Regions from separate parts of the Homo sapiens genome. Here region 1 is linked to region 2. A link is a loop called in an ENCODE intact Hi-C map of the cell type or tissue named here. Cell type or tissue: dorsolateral prefrontal cortex. All regions are shown on one strand. Links, peaks and the distances in the headings refer to the core of each region. The heading gives the core; the rest is flanking DNA.

Evidence for each region. Hi-C counts contacts between places; a loop is a spot of excess contacts. Peaks named below come from ENCODE experiments on the same cell type or tissue, not always from the same donor. Only the 100,000 strongest peaks of a DNase experiment are listed, where the experiment ranks them.
Region 1: a loop joins it to region 2, with 5 times the contacts of the local background. A loop is called at or near these places in 7 of 110 quality-filtered maps.

Annotation. Positions count from the first base shown.
Region 1 is chr4:42,567,407-42,570,217 of GRCh38, reverse strand. ATP8A1 (ATPase phospholipid transporting 8A1) reads left to right here. Exons shown (of 37, transcript NM_006095.2): 15 at 1,013-1,057. Among named protein-coding and RNA genes, the nearest start is that of ATP8A1, 88 kb to the left of the region's middle. In dorsolateral prefrontal cortex, for the core only: CTCF peaks have their summits at 1,193 and 1,395 (motif pointing left); a DNase peak (open chromatin) is centred at 1,387; H3K27ac peaks cover 1,773 bases.
Region 2 is chr4:42,963,805-42,966,615 of GRCh38, reverse strand. All of the region lies in intron 2 of GRXCR1 (glutaredoxin and cysteine rich domain containing 1), which reads right to left. Among named protein-coding and RNA genes, the nearest start is that of GRXCR1, 72 kb to the right of the region's middle. In dorsolateral prefrontal cortex, for the core only: a CTCF peak has its summit at 1,075 (motif pointing right); a DNase peak (open chromatin) is centred at 1,075; H3K27ac peaks cover 464 bases.

The sequences.
Region 1 (2,811 bases), core at 251-2,750, 400 kb after region 2:
TATAGTGGATACTGCACTGGAAGCAAATTAATGTTTTGGTAGTGGAAGAGGTGCCTTGGAATGATGAAGTCCCTGCCTTGGCTGGGTTGATGAAAGATTGAACTTTTAGGAAGTGAAAGGATCCCATGAGTTTTTAACAAAGTTTATTGTATATTCGTCAAAAATAACAGTGACTTTTCATTTGTACTGAACTCTGCATTTTAAAACTCCATGTCTAATAAATTTACAGGAAAAGTATATGATTATATTATGAAAGAAATGGAAAATAAAAAAATCTGGTCTGTCATGTATTATGGGCCCCTTCCAATTGAATACATGACTGGCTGAAATGAAGTACATCTATCAGACTTTCCTAGTGTTCAGATGAGCGAATGGATGAAATTAAAGAAGATATTAATGAATATGTTTCCTGTTTGAAATAAAGAGTGTTTTAATGAGTGAAATAGTTTAAGTGAAAATTTTTTAATATCATTTAAATTCTTAAACTAAGGTTCCATTTAATTATAGAAATGCAGGTAACTTTTACTTTAATGTACCTGTTGAAGTAACCATCATCTCGTGGTAGCCAAAGTTACTTCTAAAATGTATTTGACAAATTTTATTAGTGTGATAATTTGTTTCAAGATATTAGCATGTTTGTTACCTTGAAACACTTTATTCTGATTATATAACACATATGATTAATTTTCCATTGGCTTTAGCATTTCAACTGCTAAGTTGAAATAATTCCTACTGAATTATGAACTTTGTGAATAAAATCAGTAAATGTTCTGGTGAAGAGGCAAATTGGCTATACAGTTACAGGATAACTTTGTAAACCTGCTGAGCTACCATGAATCATTATGTTCTATTTGCTGTACTAACTGCCATTCTTTCAGATTCAACTAAAAGTTCATTTTGTTAACTTTTCAGTGATCCATCTTTTTATACTTCCCTTCTTCGTGGTTTTATGTTTCCAGCCTTTCTGTGATTATTTTTCCTCTCTTTCTGCCTCTCTTCTTGCTTTCTGAAGCCATGTCCCTGAACCTGAGGATTATGGCTGCTCTCCTGATGAATGGTAAGCTCTATGGAACTTTCTGCCTCATTGATCCCTATAAAAGGTTTGCATTTTATTGTTTTGTAAGACACATTTCACTCTCTTTTATATAAATATATATATATAAATAAAATATTGCTGAGCAGTTAGGGTAACAATGCTGTAAAGTAGATATTTCTTGAAATCTATTGAATATTCCTGATTTTTGATGGAGAAACATGTAGTTTATAGATTAGGTTTGCCAGAGTTTTACATTGTTTATCTGTAATAAAGTCTAATGATCAATTCCAGAGTGTGGGCTTTGGACTACCTCAGGTTTCAGCTACAGCTCCTGAAGCCGTCAGGTTTTTCTAGCTCAGTACTGCCACCTTCTGCCGCTACTTATGTACTTTACAGAGCTACCAAAAGAGGCTACTGAAACATACCCAAGCAGTGGAAATTTTCTTCTGTGTTTCTTACGATTATTCTAATAAGTCTGTGTGCAGGCTATGAAGTGAACGTTTTTAAAATCTGCACCAAATGTTAGAAAACTATGCTACCAAGCACTAGAGTTAACTTTAGTATATTTAATTTTGGCATCATTAAAGTTAGCGTTTTATGGGTTTAATTTCACTATTTTATGAGTTTTTTGTTGGTTTTACCTTAAAATTCCTCCCCTTTGTGAATTTATATTTTCATCTTGGATAGTGCAGATTTATTTTGATATTTCTATAATTCATCATGAGTTGGTGGGCAAATGAAATTTCAGGAAATATGTTCCTTTAATGTTGGTAACTTTAGAAAACATTGAGAATTTATAGGTCATTCCATTTTTATTTTCATATTACTCATGTATTTGGTGACGAAGCCACATTTTCAATATACTTTGAAGTCGAATAACATCATTTAAATATTTTTCAACAGGGAATTTATTTCAGTGAAGTGAAGATTTGGTAAAAATTTTCAGTAAATCTCACAACACCTAGGGTTAATGACAGGCAGCTGTTTGGTTCTTGTGACAACTGATGAGACACCACATGCCCATTGCTTGGAGTGTCGTACATTTTGACACTTACACACAAGTAATTTTTAATATTTTTAAATGTACCAAAGCATCTTACTATTAGTGGATAATTCAAGTTTAATATTGTATATATTCCCTCTTATTTAATCCTTTGAGAAGTAGTTAAAATTTCGACTATATCTGCTTTTCTATAACATTAACATAATTCTATTAATTTTAAATATTGTTCATTAGCATAGAAGTGATATATATATCCTCTAAAATAACTCAGTTATTCCTAAGAAGAAATTGCCTTCTCCATATTTTTCTTAATGTTGGAAGGAAATGTTAAAAATTGATGTTTGTTTACTCACGTCATTCAAAATATTCTACTTTCAATAGAGGTTGTTTCATAACTTTTATTGGTGCTGGAAAGAGCGGATGTTATTTTATCTAGTTTAGTAAGTTCTTTTTGTAAAACACCCTTTTGGAAAACTTGATATTCTAAACTAGGTAACTCCAAATAAGAAATTGTCAGCTTTGTCATAAATTGCTTGTACATTTCCACTTATAGTTACATATAAGCTTAGATAGTAATGATTTTTAAAAATAACAATAGGGAAGGCTTTCACTACCGTTACAGTAAAGTGAGTTGTTTGTTAAGAGGGAGTCTCACTCTATCACCCAGGCTGGAATGCAGTGGCACAATCTCAGCTCACTGCAACCTCCACCTCCCAGGTTCAAGTGATTCTCCTGCCTCAGCCTCCCGAGTAGCTGGGACTACAGGCATGCA
Region 2 (2,811 bases), core at 60-2,559:
GCTTCCTTGGGCACCCATGTCTGCTGAGAAATTTTGTGAGTGTTCCTTAGAAATATACCTACAGTTTGTGTTTCTAGTTTGTAACCTAGCTGTGTCACTTGCAGCAAAGGAATTACGCTCAATACTAGTGGTCTTTACTCTTAAATAGAATAATGCAGTACTTTAAACATATATAGAATTATCAATCAGTCCCACCTCAATATCAGGTAGTTAAGAAATCTATTTTTATCAATAGCCCTTCTATTCCTCTCTCTGTCACCAGAGACCCCACTTAGGTTCATTCTACATTTTATAGCTCCATTCCAATGTGGGTTTTGTGGATTTCTACTGTGGAGGCTCATGATTGGTCCAGACAGGCCACTATTTCTAATTTATTTCCCACTGGCATTTCTAAGATAATTTATGTTGTAACTACTTGAACACAATCTTGTTTTGTGTAAAAAAAAATTTCTGATGCAAAATAATGAAACAGTTGCCTTAAGCAAGTTCCAAACTGAATTTGCTCCCCTGCCCCCCACTGTGGAGTATCCAAGGGCAGTGCAGATTTACCTTCTAAAGTATTTTTTTTTCCTTGACTGTTTCATTGCTTCCATCTTCATTTTTTAGTTTGGTTGGGGAAGAGAGTCATCAGGAAAAAAAGAGCTTAGTGTCCTTGTAATTCTTCTTGTCCATTAAACTCTGTTATTTTCACTTCGATGAAGATAACTAAATTTCTCTGGCACCCCCCACCCTGGATTGGGTAACACTGACAGTAATGCAAAGGGAGCTACAAAATGTTCTCTTGTTCTCCGTCCCATCTCCCCCAGTCTGCCTCCAGATGCCTCACTTTCTGCCTCTGTCTACCTCATTCTCTGGCTGTTTCTGTCTGTTTTTCTATTTTTCTCTCTCCTTCCTATAAAAAAATTGTATTGTGCAGATGATTCACAAATCTTGATTTTTCTCACCCATCTAAATTTAAACTAAATCAAATGGTTTCATGTGTCTGTTTAAAACACCACAGATGTTAAGGAAATTACCAACATCAGCTTCTTTTCCTCCCTTAAAATTACATTTCACCAGGTGTCCAACCCAGCAGAGGGCATCCTTCCATTTCAGATGCATGCATAGTGCAGGAAAAGGGCCCTATAATTCAAGCAATGTATTCCATTTACAATCGTGCATTGCAATTTAAATAAACAGGCTATTTTAATAGGAGGAGAATTCGTTGTTTTGGAGTGTTTGCCATTTTGAATTAAAGATTTAGAAGTAATTTTCCTTTTATAAGCAAAAAAGAAGGGGGAATATCTGTTTCTGGACTCTCTCTAGGTTCAGAGCATTAGCTTAAATTAAAGAAACAGCAAGGTAGCACCTGTATGATAGTTCCTCCTCTAGGCTACCATGTGTATAAATAAAGTGATCACAGAAAAAAGCAACTGGGAAAGAAGCATGCCCCCTATCTCATTTGTCTGTTTCACCCTTCCTGTGAGATTCCTCAAACTATAGGGCAAATAGCAGGACGGGCATTATAGCCTCTTATATTGTCTCAGAAGTAGTGAGAAGATAAGCAGTTTGGCTTCCGAATAAGAACAGCCAACTTTATACCTGTGCATTGAAGGCAGTTGCCCACTAATTTTAACTGTGCAGTTGCACAGGAGTTGAAATTCCACAATGGGAAATGTCTTACATTGTCAGACATTTTCCCAAGTTAAAAAAGGGAAATGTTCATAGCCCTTACAAGTTACATTTTCTCCCTAGTGTGGTTGAGTTTATCAGATCCCTTCTTTGTGAAAGAATGTCTTAGAGAGAGAACAAAAGAATATGATGAGGCAATATAGCATAATTCATCCATCCATTCAACATATGTTCATTTGAAAACTTACTTTGCATTAAGACCTGTTTGTGGTCCTAAAACTATACCAGCAAACAGGCAAAGATCCCTTTCCTTGAGGTGATGTGCCAAAGAGCAAGGGTTTGGGGAGTCAGACAGACATAACTTTGATTGCTGGCCTTGCCACTTAGCCAGCTCTGTCACTTGGAGCAAAGGAATTAATGTTTTCTTTTGCAAAACAGGGATAATTGTTCATATTTCCTAAAAACATACTTTGTTCCAGGTACAGGAACCAAGTGCTTAATATGTATTAGCTCAATATTCTCACAATCAGCCTATGGGATAAGTTGTATTCTTATTCCCATTTTACAAATGAGAAAACCAAAGCACAGAGTCACATGGTAAGTGTCAGGACAGGAATTTAAAACAAGTCTGTCTGACCCCAGTGCTTGCTCTTAACCAGTATGCCATATGAAAGTTTATTTCTAAGACTACCCTGAGGATTACATGAAATGACAGATGCAAAGCTGTGAGTGCAGTAGAGTGTTATTATTACTATTATTATTTATTTTTTTACCATGATTGTTACTGCTATTGTCATTTTCTGCAACCTAAGGATATATGTTGAAATGCAACAAAAAGAGGATCAATACTTCAAATCAGCATTCCTCTACTACAGAATGTAATGTGTGTCCAGCTCTGGTTAAAAGTACAATCACATAGTGTCATAGCTATTGAATCACAGCTTCTCTACATTTATCTTTTCATAAAATGACAGGGTATTAAAACACAGATTGATTCCCTGAAACAAAATGTGAGCATCTCCTGTTCTAGATTTTTATAACCTCCTCTGAAAAATGAAGGTTAAGAGCAGATGCTAAATGAAACCAAGATCCAAGTATCCATCTGTGGTTCGACGGTCTCTGTTCTGTGATAAGTGATCATGTAGTCAGCTCCTAAACTGGTTGCTGGTGTCCCTTGGCTCTTTGCTCTCACCTTTTCCA